3 separate regions of the Homo sapiens genome follow, and all the other regions are linked to region 1. A link is a contact called in ENCODE Hi-C or POLR2A ChIA-PET data. All regions are on one chromosome and are shown on one strand. Each heading gives the region's core, a stretch centred on a gene start or an enhancer-like site at or near the end of the contact. The rest is flanking DNA. Distances are from core to core; before and after follow the strand shown.

The links. A loop is a pair of places that touch in the nucleus more often than their neighbours do. ChIA-PET counts read pairs that join two places held with the same protein, here RNA polymerase II (POLR2A). Pooled maps may share reads with other maps.
Region 2: a pooled map shows a loop between it and region 1 (29-fold over the local background). The contact joins the enhancer-like site here to the promoter of SAP130 in region 1. A Hi-C loop is called at or near these places in 2 of 37 single-sample maps with no recorded cell type and 8 of 50 pooled maps.
Region 3: a map of CD4-positive, alpha-beta T cell shows a loop between it and region 1 (8-fold over the local background). The contact joins the promoter of SMPD4 here to the promoter of SAP130 in region 1. A Hi-C loop is called at or near these places in 7 of 168 maps with a recorded cell type or tissue (CD14-positive monocyte, CD4-positive, alpha-beta T cell, CD4-positive, alpha-beta memory T cell and 3 more), 4 of 37 single-sample maps with no recorded cell type and 17 of 50 pooled maps. POLR2A ChIA-PET finds 5 or more read pairs at or near these places in 2 of 52 experiments (both activated T-cell).

What each region holds. Positions count from the first base shown.
Region 1 is chr2:128,026,173-128,030,740 of GRCh38, forward strand. It overlaps SAP130 (Sin3A associated protein 130), which reads right to left and starts at 1,887. Exons shown (of 21, transcript NM_001330301.2): 1 at 1,768-1,887; 2 at 9-126. The coding sequence starts at 120. RefSeq lists silencers at 865-1,154, 1,215-1,554, 1,655-2,174, 2,425-2,574.
Region 2 is chr2:130,370,834-130,375,401 of GRCh38, forward strand. PTPN18 (protein tyrosine phosphatase non-receptor type 18) reads left to right here. Exons shown (of 15, transcript NM_014369.4): 11 at 42-131; 12 at 366-454; 13 at 1,424-1,650; 14 at 2,040-2,114; 15 at 2,324-4,568. The coding sequence ends at 2,391. Among named protein-coding and RNA genes, the nearest start is that of PTPN18, 17 kb to the left of the region's middle. RefSeq lists an enhancer at 997-1,624 and a silencer at 1,351-2,100. Within about 2 kb of position 1,763, at least 36 of the 41 ENCODE cell types and tissues checked have a DNase peak (open chromatin) inside an H3K27ac peak, as active enhancers do.
Region 3 is chr2:130,179,221-130,183,788 of GRCh38, forward strand. It overlaps SMPD4 (sphingomyelin phosphodiesterase 4), which reads right to left and starts at 2,382. Exons shown (of 20, transcript NM_017951.5): 1 at 2,310-2,382. MZT2B (mitotic spindle organizing protein 2B) reads left to right here and starts at 3,042. Exons shown (of 3, transcript NM_025029.5): 1 at 3,042-3,232; 2 at 3,407-3,555. The coding sequence starts at 3,063. RefSeq lists enhancers at 1,294-2,090, 3,991-4,568 and silencers at 2,138-2,277, 2,788-3,297.

The DNA.
Region 1 (4,568 bases), core at 637-3,136:
TATCTCACCTGTAGCAGCTGGGTTTATCAATCCAGCAGAACCACTGTTTGCAATCTGAGAAGGGGCCTGGCTCAGCCCGGTAGAAGGGGCTCCTAACCGAGGAAACTGTTGAGAACTCATTTCCACCTGTAGTACATACAGTTATATGGTTATTACTAGATTCTGAGATCTGAATCAATACTGAGAAATTAAAGCATCTTTAGTACCTATGAGATAGTCCCTTGGAAAAGCAAATGCTGCATCATTTATTTAAAAACAATAACTTGGGATCAATATAAATGCAGACATTATCTAAACTACCTAAGTTTTCTACAAATATTGTTTATACGGAGCTGGCGGGTACTATGACCCTCCATAAATACTTGTGGATTGCTATGCTAAAAAAATCACCATTGAATCCTGTACAAGAGTCACATGACAGGTATTACCACAATGCATGTGTATTTCTCTGTGTAAAGTTTTATGGAAAATGGCATGTCTCTTTGAAACACTCAAATCTCACACCAAGGTGAACAGAACTGTGATTAGTATGTCATAGGAACATTCGGAGGAAGATATCCAGCCCTAAGAAAAGATCCGATATCTTACATCCAGACCCGATGCAAAAGGAATTCTCCAATGCTTTTCGGCAAAGGCCTCCATTTACGGATTTCCTTTTCCTTCTCTTCCACAGATCCCCTCACAGAGCCAGAGGACCCTACACCTTCTCCATCTTCCCTAAAATCGCCCCCCACTTTTCCCTCAGGAGCCAAGCGATCTCCCGATTCGCCCGCAACCCCACCCCACCGCGAAGCCCCCGCTGAGACCGGAGGACGCCGGTTTCCAGACACCTCGGAGTGTGAGACCCCCGTCTCCGGGGTGGGGGTGCGGACGGGCGATCTGGGGACCCGACCACAAGACGAGCACTGTGCCTCTTTACCTGTAGCCGCCGCCCGCCGCCCGCACCGCCCGCTTCTATCTCGCCGGCCTGGGGGTGCCGCGGAGGGCCCATCTCGGCGGCGGCGATGTGCTCGGCGGGCGCGGGGAGGGATCGCGGCGGCGGCGCCCGGGGCCCGCTGCTGTCCAGCCCCGCTGGCCCCACTCACCCCCGCCACCCGGCCGCCGCTGTGCTCGCAGTCCTCTTCCCCCGAACCTGCCCCTGCCTCCCCCGCCCGCCCATTGGCCCCACGCCCGACGCGTCAGTGGAGGCCCAGGACCAATCCACAGCGACCTGCACGTTCAGAGCCCGCCCCACCCTCCCGCCGACTGCCAGCCAATCAGGCGCGAGCCTGGCCGGGGCAGCCCAAACCCCTCGAGGCTGAGCCAATGGCAGAGGAAGACAGGCGCCCCCGGCGAAGGGGGCGGGGAGCGGGGAGGCCCCGCCTCAGCCAGGGTCTGAAAGCGGCGGGCGCAGGGCCCGGATGTGGAGAGTCACTTTAAACTGCTCCAGGAGCCAAACTCCCTGGGCCGGCCGCCCGCCCGCCCGCCCGCCCGCGCTCCCCCGGCCGCTCTGCTTCCCCGCCAAGGCCCACGTCCGCCACGCCCCCACGCCCGGGTCAGCCCACCCCTCCCGGTGCCTCTCCCTTCCTCGCCACAGGACACCCAGCCCCTGTCGCCGGCCCAACCGCCGTGACCAGCTCGCGAAAGAGCCGCGGTCCGAGCCGCAGGAGACGAGGATCCTCTGCCCTTCCCCGGGGACGCGCAACGGGACGGACGCTGCAGCCCGGCTCAGCCGCCCCGCCCCCTCGTCTCCTCCCCTTCCCTCCCGGGCGCCCGTCCCGCCATTACCTGGGTGCTGCGCCCAGTGGCCGCCGCGCCGCCTTGAGCTCGCTCCCGCGCGCTCTCCGTCTGTGGGGCCGACGTCCCCAGGCTCCGGACCCGCAGCCACCGCCGGGGAGCTAGCACTCTGCCCCCCACCCCTCACTCCAGCGCCGCTGCTTCCGCCGCCGTAACGAGCCTCCCGTCTATTGGCTGGCGCAGGCCCCGCCCCCTGCCGAGTCAGCCAGTCGCCGGTGGTCGTGAGCGGGAGAGCGGACGGGCCCGCCCCTCTGAGCCGCGGCGTCCTGTGGGAAATGTAGTCGCCGGAGTCAGGAGGGCGGGCCGCGAAGGAGGTGGAGAGCGCCGGGGCGGGGCCGCAGGCGACCCGGCCAGGGCAACACACCCCTTTGCTGTCTGAAGTCGGTTCTGCCTTTTCTCTTGGCTAAGTGAGAAGACAGTGGATCCCACCCTATGCCTTAACCTGAGGGCACTGGGTTTCATTTTCCCCGCGGGGAGGCGCGGCGCGGGAAAGGGTAATGGAGGCCAACTGCGGCGGCCAAGGGATCCGCGGGCCGGGCCAGTGTCGTGACGGTGCCCGCCTCCCTATGCCGCGAGTGGGACTCGGTGTCCCCACCGGGAACCGCGGTCGGCACAGCCTACGCGCGGCGGGAGCCGCCAGGCGCAGCGCGGGCGCGGCTCTGTGAAAGCAGGCCGGCAGGGCGCAGGGCTCTGGGCGGCCGGGGCGCACCTGCGCGCGCTTTCCGGATTATAAAGGAGCTGAAGGGGGCAGTTTTATTTTGTCATTTTGCTTGGGGTTCAGGGTTGGAGTTTATGCACCTGTAGAAGACTTAGCCATATCTTTTGAGGCCACATTTGTGTCTGATAAGAGATTAAGTCTCCCTCTTCCCTTACCAGATGGTAATTTAGGCCTGGAGTTTTGTGATTAGTTAGGAAATAAATGGGGCTCAAACCCCCCTCTTCCTATCATGCACAGCTGTGTAAGACAACTGCTTGGTTAGAAGAGAGTAGCTCCTGGCTATAGCCCAGGGATGAGTCTCAGATACTCCTCCTCTTCAAGCCACTTTCCTTTTCCACCTTCATGCCTTCATTCTCAAACTTCTAAAGAGTGACTCCTGTGATAGACTTCAGCCTCCTCTCTGCCTAGGCAGTCCTTATCCCTTTTGGAGTTGCCACTCTTCTCAGACTGCTCCCCAAAAGTTGCCAACACCTACTCAACTTCAAACCCATCGGTCCTCACTTAGATCTCATCTTGTTTAGCTTACTGACCAGTAGTAATTCCTCCTCATGTCTTCCCTTGGCCTCTAGAACCAGGCTGTCTCCTGCTTCTACTCCTATGTCAAGCTCCATTATACCTCCTCTTTCTCATAAATACAGCATTCTTCAGGGCTCCAACACGCTAATGCTATACTGCCTTCCTAAATGGTTTAATGTATTTCCACAGTTTCAAATGTCATCCTTTTTGTTTTTTGTTTTTTTGAGACAGGTTCTCAGTTCAGCCCAAGCTGAAGTCCAGTGGCGTGATCACAGCTCATTGCAGCCTCGACTTCCTTGTCTCAACTAACTTATTGCCTCAGCCTCCTGAGTAGCCAGGACTGCAGGCGCATGCCACCACACCCCACTAAACATATATATATGCCAGGCACGTGGCTCATGCCTGTAATCCCAGCACTTTGGGAGGCCGAGGCAGGCGAATCACCTGAGGTCAGGAGTTCGAGACCAGCCTGACCAACATGGGAAAGACCCCATCTCTACTAAAGATACAAAATTAGCCGGGAATGGTGGCAAATTCCTGTAATCCCAGCTACTCAGGAGGCTAAGGCAGGAAAATTGCTTGAACCCGGGAGGCAGAAGTTGCTGTGAGCCCAGATCAAGCCATTGCACTCCAGCCTGGGCAACAAGAGCGAAACTCTGTCTCAAAAATATATATTTATATATGAATACATATATTTTATATATATAATATATATTTTTGAGATGGAGTTGTATGTATATATATGTATATATGTATATATATGTATATATACGTGTGTGTGTGTGTGTGTGTGTGTGTGTGTATATATATATTTTTTTTTTTTTGAATAGAGACAGGGTTCCACCATATGCCCAGGCTGGTCTTGAACTCCTGGGCTTAAGCGATCTGCCCACCTCAGCCTCCCAATGTGCTGGCATTATAGGCATGAGCCACTACACCCAGCCTCAAATATCTTTGAAAATGTTACCTATGCATAGGTGACCTCTCCGAGTTGTATACCTATATTTCCGCCTGATGGGCCAATCCACACAGAAGTCTTAACAAGCCCCTCAAAGTTAATGTATTGAACACCTTTATTGGTTTGCCTCCCCTGTGTACTCCCCTTGATACCTGGGTTTACTTACTGGCATCACCATCCTTTCTGTCTTCAGCTTCATATATGTTCCACACTCTTCCATCTCCCACAGCCGCCATATTACATTGATATGCACCTCTGCCTCCTTTTCTATTGTTTCCATAGCTGTGGCTCAAGCTGCCATTATTTCTTATCTGAATTGCAGCAATGCTGCTGCCCCCACTGAAATCTCTTCCTACACCCACTATGTCCTCCAGAATTCTTTTTCTAAATCACTAATCTGGATCTATCCTTCCCATCCACGATGTTTCCATATCTTCGGAATATATTCCAAATCCCTATGCCCATTATCCAAAGGCCTTAATAATTTAGTCTCTCCTGCCTCTCCAGACACTGGATACTCTGCCAACAACAGTTTCTACTAGTTATCTGCGCAGTTTGGCTTCCAGCATTTTGCTCTGGCCTGAAGTGCCTTCTAATAGG
Region 2 (4,568 bases), core at 513-3,012, 2.3 Mb after region 1:
TGCCCCTGCCTTCCCTTCTTGATGGTCCCTCACCCCAACAGGAGCAGTACAGGTTCCTGTACCACACGGTGGCTCAGATGTTCTGCTCCACACTCCAGAATGCCAGCCCCCACTACCAGAACATCAAAGAGGTACAGAGGCTCCTTTCCCACTCTCCTGTCCACCATCAGCACCCTCAGAGACCAGGACCCCGAGCAGGGTCCAGCCCCCGGGACTACTGGGAGCAGGCACTGACTATGACATCCACCTGTGCCCTCCTCCAGGCATCCTTATCAGGCTCTCCCATCTTAAGCTTTCTCCCAGAGCCCCTTGAGAGGCCTGGCCAGCTTCCTCCCTCAGGAGCCTCCCCTCCTGTTTTTCTTCAGAATTGTGCCCCACTCTACGACGATGCCCTCTTCCTCCGGACTCCCCAGGCACTTCTCGCCATACCCCGCCCACCAGGAGGGGTCCTCAGGTACCCGGCTCCATCCCCGGATTCTTCCCTGCCCAATTTCTCAGGCTAACCCCTTCTTCATCCTTGGAACACCAGTCCGTTCCTTGTTCACTTCGCCAAGTGTTCGCTGGCCCTTTCTTCGAATTGAGCTCTGGGAACCCACCCCAAGATGATTCAATTATCCCAAGATGATTCATTTACCCCTTGCCTCTGCCTCTAAGGCTTGCCCTGCCTTCTGAGTTAGGCCTTTCCTGGATCCTCTAATCAAACCTTAATTCAGGTGGCTCACCCCTGTAATCCCAGCACTTCGGGAGGCCAAGGAGGGCGGATCACTTGAGCCCAGCTGGAGACCAGCCTGGTTAACATGGTGAAACCCTGTCTCTACTAAAAATACAAAAATTAGCCAGGCGTGCTGGTGAGAGCCTGTAATCCCAGCTACTCCGGAGGCTGAGGCAGGAGAGTCGCTTGAGCCCGGGAGGTGGAGGTTGCAGTAAGCCGAGATCGCACCACGGCAGTCCAGCCTGGGCGACAGAGCGAGATCCTGTCTCAAAAAAACAACAAAAAAAATTCAGCAAATAATTCTAGACGCCGCCTTCTTGTCAGGCCGCACGTTGGGTGCTGCGGACATGGGATTGAGCCGCCTTCGCAGCGGAGACTTAAGGCCCTTGTCCTTGCGGCCATCCCTTCCTGTCTTCTATGCCACTTCCGCATTCTTTTGTTCAGTAGACGTTGACACAGAAATGACCACCCCTCAAACCAACACTCTGCCCCAAATTACCCTCCAGGCTGACCCCGTTCCTCCTTCATCCCCCTAACTTGCAGGGCGCTAGGGACACAGAAGCGAGGCCTCCAACCCAAGGAGCCCTCCCTCCCATCTAGCGCACCGCCTCGGCGGGAAGGAAGCCCGTGGTTTGCGCGCTGAGCAGCCTCCCCACTCCCGCCCTGCCCAGCGCCGCCGTTTCACTTCCTCCCGGCCCTCCCTGCCTGCAGGAGCATCTCTGTGCCCGGGTCCCCGGGCCACGCCATGGCTGACACCTACGCGGTGGTGCAGAAGCGCGGGGCTCCAGCGGGCGCCGGGAGTGGGACGCAGACGGGGACGGGGACGGGGACGGGGGCGCGCAGCGCGGAGGAGGCGCCGCTCTACAGCAAGGTGACGCCGCGCGCCCAGCGACCCGGGGCGCACGCGGAGGACGCGAGGGGGACGCTGCCTGGCCGCGGTGAGTCGAGGCTTGCTCCTTCTCAGGGCATCATCCTGCTGTGATCCGCAGGGCGGAACCATCCTGCAGTGGTCCGTCAGGCCCTGGCGGCCGCGGGGACCCCAGCCGCTAGCCTGGCCACGCCCCGACGCTGATGTCCAGGCGTCCCTGGCCACGCCCCGGAAGCGCCCCCTGGCGGTCGCAGTCGCGGTCCAGGGGCAGGGTTCCTGGCAATACTTGTCTTGGCCGCGCCCAAAGGCTGGAGGCCACGTCCGGGGTGTGTGCCTTCTCCCGCCCGGCGCCCTCGGCTCTCCCCTTCGGGCCTCCGGGGAAGCGTCCCCGCTAGGGGTGGGGTCTTGGGACTCCCTGGGGCTTCCGGAGCTGACCCGTGGGGGGTCTGCTGCCCTCAGTTCCTGCTGACCAAAGTCCTGCCGGATCTGGCGCCTACGAGGACGTGGCGGGTGGAGCTCAGACCGGTGGGCTAGGTAAGTCAGGTAGAGCCTGGGTTGCTGGGACTTTGCTGCTTTGAGTGAACCCAGGAGTCTGGGGTTGATGGGGCATGGAGCTTAGTCCTGTGGATGTGGCTGCAGTGAACCAGGAGGACCTGGAGGCGGGGGGATGGCCTTCTTCATGTCTGCCAGCTTCCACACACCTCAGCTTCTCCATGAGACCCACGGCACCCTTCTTCTCCCAGGTTTCAACCTGCGCATTGGGAGGCCGAAGGGTCCCCGGGACCCGCCTGCTGAGTGGACCCGGGTGTAAGTCTAACGCCAGTTCCTGCCTGTTGCCTCTTGTGAGCTCGGACTGCTGATGCCCCGGTGCTGCTGAGCGCCGTGCGCAGAATGGAAACAGTGGGCCTGGATCAAAGTTAAAGTTTCTCAGGGTGGGAAATGTGGGGGCTTTGCCCCAATGACTGTAGCATTCAAGGCTTGAGGCTGGAGGAGGTAGCTAGGGTATAGTGGCTGGTGAGGCTGCACAGAGCAGATTCAAGAAAGAAGATCAGGAAGGGGCATGACCCCTGAGTTATGAAGGGGAGAAGGGACAGATGAGCTTCCGGAGACTGCTCTCCTCACCACACAGCACTAGTCCATCCTCAGCACCTGAGCCTCCCTCACTTGGACACTCAGGGGACCACACAGAGAAGTGGATGGACACTTCGCCATCCAGGCAGAACTAAGCCAGGCATAACCACAGCCAAGCAGATTAACCCCAGGCAGACCGATAAAAAGACCTCCAGATAGGCAGACAGACAGATGGACCACCAACCTGGACAGACAGCCAAAGCTTCAGAGATACAGTCCACAGGTGGACAAAGGGATCCCCAGCCAGAGAGAGAGAGACCAGCCAACAGCTTGATAGACCAGTGCAGCCAGAGAGACCACCAAACAGAGCCCCCAAAAGACAGACATCTCTGCTAGCTGGACAGCCAGGTGGACCCCCTAAGTTAGATTACTAGACAGATATAAACAGATCCCCTGCTGAACAGATACACAGAGTTCTCAGACCCCACCCCCACCCTCAGGTGGGCTGGCTGGCTGACAGACCTTCTGGCCAGACAGACTCCTAACCAACCAGATGGACTGCCAGACAGGCAGACATCAGCCACATGGAATCCTGACATCCCAGCCAGCCGGCCAGACTCTCATCTTGATGTCTTGATGGATGGACCCCAGCTAGTCAGACATGATCCTCCAGATTGACAGACAAGTCCCCCAAATGAGTACACATCTCCAGCTATTCAGACAGATGGACCCCCAGCAAATCAGGACCTATCTAGGCAGACCCCAGCCAGACCCCCGCCAGACAGACTCCCAACCAGACTGACCCCTTACTATTCACACAGCCTGCCGAGTAGCTGGGACTACAGGTCTAATTTTTTTTTTTTTTAAGAAATGAGTTTTTGCCATGTTGCCCAGACTGGTCTTGAACTCCCAACCTCAAGCAATCCTCCTGCCTCAGCCTCCCAAAGTGCTGAGATTACAGGTGTGAGCCACCAGGCTCAGCCCCCTAAGATTTGAAACACTTTAAATGGCCCATGGTAGGGTTCCTGCTAGGATAAAACATTAAGCGGCTGTTAAAAGAAATAAAAGGAGGACACGTCTCTGTGCACTGGTGTGGACAAATCTCCAAGTCACTGCAAAATGGAAAAAGTATAAGATGCTCTTTCCCTGAACCTCAAGGGTCCCGCCCCTCTCACTTTCAGGTCTCTGGACCTCTGACTGACACTGTGCCTGCCCAGGTCCCTGTATGCACTGCCACAGTGCCCTGGGCCCCATGTCCACCCCTGTCCTGCCCTTCTCTGGGATAGGGCTGGCCTTCCTCTGCCTCTGCCTGGCTGCATCCATGGTCGATCTCAAGTGCCTTGGCATGAACTCCACTCTCCTGCAGCCTTCAATCAAGGAATGATGGGGATGTGTACATACCCCACCCCACCCCTTGGCAGGGTGATGCTGAGGTGTGGATTTTTAACAGTTCCCAGACTTTCCCAGGAGGCTTGGGTTTGGGTGCCCACAGTGGGAGCTGGTGTGATATCATACCTTCGCCGGCCGCCTTTCCTTCCTGTTCTCTGTGCCCCTACTCCCACTCTAGAGCTGCCCCGTTTCTCTGTTTTCGTGAAAGAGCTGACCCTGTGCTGCCTCCCACTCTCCCAATGCCCCTGCCACTCCTGTGAGCCTGCTGCTGGTGAGGTCGGTGCTGACCTCTGTGTTGCTGGATAATGAGTCATCTATCTCTGGAGGAGAAGAAAGGCAGGTCCTCCACAGCCCTGATAAAATCTCCAAGTCTCCCAGTTTCGGGTCCCTCTCCTGGGATGCAGACCCACTGCCTGCCCAGCTGGTACGATCCACATGCCCTCTTCTTGGGAATAGGGGCATGGGAAAGTGACTAAAGATACTGTTCTGGCTGCTGTGTTCACTGTGAGTAATAAACTGTCCATTTCT
Region 3 (4,568 bases), core at 1,132-3,631, 2.2 Mb after region 1:
CGCCATTCTCCTGCCTCAGCCTCCCGAGTAGCTGGGACCACAGGCACTGGCCACCACACCCGGCTAATTTTTTTGTATTTTTAGTAGAGACGGGGTTTCACTGTATTAGCCAGGATGGTCTCGATCTCCTGACCTCGTGATCCGCCTGCCTCGGCCTCCCAAAGTGATGGGCTTACAGGCATGACCCACCGCGCCCAGCCTCTTTTTTCTTTTTTTGACTGAGTCTCACTCCATCATCTCACTGCAACCTCCACCTCCAAAGTTCAAACGGTTCTCGTGCCTCAGCCTCCCGAGTAGCTGGGATTACAGGGGCCTGCCACCACAGGCTGCCTAATTTTTCTATTTTTAGTAGAGGCGGGTTTCCCTATGCTGGCCAGGCTGGTCTCAAATTCCTGGCCTCAAGTGATCCGCTGCCTCAGCCTCCCAAAGTGCCGACTTTTTCAATTCTTTTTTGAGATGGAGTCTCGCTCCGTTGCCAAGCTGGAGTCCAATGGCATGATCTCGGCTCACTGCAACTTCCGACTCCCTGGTTCAAGCAATTCTCCTGCCTCAGCCTCCCGAGTAGCTGGAATTACAGGCACATGCCACCACATCCAGTTAATTTTTGTATTTTTAGTAGAGATGGGGTTTCACTATGTTGGCCAGACTGGTCTCAAACTCCTGACCTCGTGATCAGCCCTCCTCGGCCTCCCAAAGTGCAGAGATTACAGACGTGAGTCACCATGCCCGGCCGCTTTTTCTTTTTTCTCCTTTTTTTTTTTTTGAGATGGTCTCGCTCTGTCGCCCAGAGTGGAGTGCAGTGGCGCGATCTGGGCTCACTGCAAGCTCCGCCTCCCGGGTTCACGCCATTCTCCTGCCTCAGCCTCCCTAGTAGCTGGGATTACAGGCGCCCGCCACCACGCCCGGCTAATTGTTTTTTGTATTTTTAGTAGACAGGGTTTCACGTGTTAGCCAGGATGGTCTCGATCTCCTGACCTCGTGATCCGCCCGCCTCAGCCTCCCAAAGTGCTAGGATTACAAGCGTGAGCCACTGCGCCCGGCCAGCTTTCTCTTTTTCTTTTTTCAGACGGAGTCTCGCTCTGGGCTCTGTCGCACAGGCTGGAGTGCAGTGGCGCGATCTCAGCTCACTGCAACCTCCGCCTCGCGGGTGCAAGCAATTCTCTTACTCAGCCTCCCAAGTGGCTGGGATTACAGGCGCCCGCTACCACGCCCGGCTAATTTTTGTATTTTTTACTAGAGACGAGGTTTCACCATCTTGGCCAGGCTGGTCTTGAACTCCTGACCTCGTGATCCACCCGCCTGGGCCTCCCAAAGTGCTGGGATTACAGGCGTGAGTCACCGCTCCCGGCCTCAATTCTTAACCTAGCTATCAACTGCAGTGTTAAAGAAAAACGCCTCAGTCCTAAGGCACTTGGTCAAGAAAACGCTGCACTACTACAAAATGATCAAAGCAGCATTAAACTGTGGACTGTTCGGTAAGTGCGGAGCTCTAGAGACGATGAAGGGGAGAGCATCTCTGCTCAGAAGAAGCTTTCATGGGCAGCGACTGAAAGAATGAGGCCCAGAGGAATTTCTAGGAAATTTCCAAGAAAGGAAATTCAAACCCGAGAATTCCCAAGAGGTGTCTCCCACACCCCTGTTATCTGACTCTGCCATGGCCACCCTCCCCCGTCACAGGTCTCTGCGTGCCATGCACCTAGAGTCCACTTCATGGCGACTCTCCAACACCTATTTTCTCCAGGAGCTGCTTCGGACCCCGTTTGTTTTTTGTTTTGTTTTGTTTTTCTGACAGCGACAGCCCTTGGGCAACGCTAATCATTCCAAGCAAATTCTGTCATGCCAAGACCTCCCTTAACAGCACGCGCCCACTTGTTCCCAACTCTCCTGCCAATTGGGCTTCGGGAGCCTCCAAAACCAAGGCTCGGAGATGTGGAGCACACAGGGGAAGGGTCGAGCTGGGACCCACACCCGGCTCTTACACCCACACCGCCTGTTGAGCCCAAGGCTCAACTTCAACACAAAGCTCTCCTTCCCTCAATTCCTTCAACGAAGGTTAACCTTCAGCGAACACCTACCGGACCGGGACAGAGTGTACGAGCCGCGCGGGAAGGTGGCACAAAGGCATGGCCCAGAGGGGTGGCAGAAGACTCAACCGGGGCCCTCCACTCCCCAGCCTGCCCTGCCTGGGCAGAGCCGGCTGGCCGGCCCGAGTCCTGGGGCTCGCGGAGGAACGGAGATGGCCTCCGCAGGGGCTCGGGGAAGCCCCCAGGGCGCCGGACCGTCTCAGGCGCGCATCCCGCGCCACTCACCTGTGGGATCCATAGCGTCGCTCGCCTCAGAGATGGAAGCCGCCATTCCGCCACGGCGCCGAAAGTCGTCATCAAGCTGCGCGCAGAGCCACGCCCCGCGGCCGGGCGGGAAAAGCGCTTCCACCTCTTTGGGCCGTTACCTCAAAAGGCGCGTGCGCAAAGCGAAGGCCGGCCGGGCGGGGAAGAGAAATGGCGAGGCAGGAGTGCGGGGGAGGGAGTGGTCCTTAGCTGAATGCGCCTGCGTTGTGGCGGCCTCCGGCGCCCCAAGGTACTTTCTCCCCAGCAAGGAATCCGCGTGCGCGTAAGCAGTATTGTTGATTAGTGCCCCCCCCTTCCCCCCGCCCGCCCCGAAAAGCGACCCCTAGTGGTGCACCGGTGCGGACCAGAAAATTGCACGCTTTCTTGAAAGAGGCATTTACCGAGCGCCCAATGTATGCCTGGCACTGGGCTGGGTGCTGCCACCTAAGCGAGCACGACCAATGCAGTCTATCAGGGAGGCCCAGATCGCCAAGCAGCGGACCCCTGCGGTCCGCCATGCCACTCCCGGCTCCTAGAGCGCCGCTCAGCACACCGTGAGCGCCCAATAACTGTTGGGCTTCAATGACGCCGCGGAGGCGGCCCCGTCCCCGCGCTCCCGCCCCTCCCGCCAGGGCAGCCCGGGAGGCCAGACGTTGACGCTGCAGGGAGAGGGTGGTGGGCGCAGCCGCTAGGGGGCGCGGCGGGGCGGAGCGCACCTTTCCGCGGGCCGCGGGGATGGCGGCGCAGGGCGTAGGGCCTGGGCCGGGGTCGGCGGCGCCCCCGGGGCTGGAGGCGGCCCGGCAGAAGCTGGCGCTGCGGCGGAAGAAGGTGCTGAGCACCGAGGAGATGGAGCTGTACGAGCTGGCGCAGGCGGCGGGCGGCGCTATCGACCCCGACGTGTTCAAGTGAGCGGGGCGGGTGGGGGCCGCATGCTAGCCAGACACCCCCCGACCTCTGCTTTCCGGGTACGCCCGGCCCGCTGGTCGGGAGGAGCCCCCGCCCCCGTCCTTGTCGGGTCTTCAGGGAGGTGGCCGCGCCGGGCGGAGAGGGCTCACCGGCCCCGCGTCTGTCCCCGCCAGGATCCTGGTGGACCTGCTGAAGCTGAACGTGGCCCCCCTCGCCGTCTTCCAGATGCTCAAGTCCATGTGTGCCGGGCAGAGGCTAGCGAGCGAGCCCCAGGACCCTGCGGCCGTGTCTCTGCCCACGTCGAGCGTGCCCGAGACCCGAGGTCAGAGCTGGGCCCGCTGTCCCTGCCCCAGTGGCGGGGGTGGCGGGCGGGGAGGGGGCAGGCGCGGCACAGCGGCGGCGTGGCCCTGAGTGGCCAGGCCTGTCTGTCGGTCTAGGCCCAGCACCTGCAGGGCCCATCCGTGGGCTCTGCTCCTGGGCTTCGCTGCCAGCCTTAGGAGGCACGTCCAGGTCAGGTGGACGCAGAGTGCGTACCCCAGGGTGGTCCAGGCTGGGTAGGGCTCCTCCGCTTAGCTCCCCTCCACCTCTTCACTCAGGCCTTCATCCTACAACGTCGGGAATCAAGACAGTTTGGGGCTGGGCGCCCTGGCTCACGCCTATAATCTTTGGGACCCCAGGGCGGGAGGATCGTTTGAGGCCATGAGTTTTAGACCACTCTGGGTGACAGGGTGAGATCCTGTCTCTAAATGTTTTTCAAAAGACAGTCTCGATCTCTGTCCTGTGGTATACAGCATCCAGGGAAGTGCCCAGGGACCAGGGCAGGCAGAGGTCTTCCTGCCTTTACCCCACCTGGGCCCAGTTCCTGCGCAGGGGCTTGGCCAGTCCTGGTCAGCTTTCCCTCTGATGACTGCAGGAAGAGAGTCAGACGCGGAACTCCCAGGGTGCAGAGGCCTGCGGGGTCTGAAGGGCCTCCTCCCTCTCCAGTGTGGTGACTGGGCTGAGGAGATTCTGGGACTGAGAGTGTCATGGTGGAGCCTCTGTCCCTGCTCATCCTCTCCGCATGTTGCTTCTGCTCCCGATGGCTCTCTCTGAAATGCAGCACAACCTCCTAGGCCAATGGAAGAAGGCCCAGAGCTGGCTCCCTGCCTGGAAGCACGAGGAGACCCGCACAGGCATCCTGAGAAGGCGTGGAGAGCAGGCTGCCTTCATGGGGGGAGTGCCAGGGCCTGGGCACCCACACCCGCTGACCCAAGAGGGCCCGGGCACCTGCGTGCTGGCCTCTTCACTGACCTTCGCTCTGTCTGCTCTCTTTGTGTCTCTCTCTGACCTCCAGAG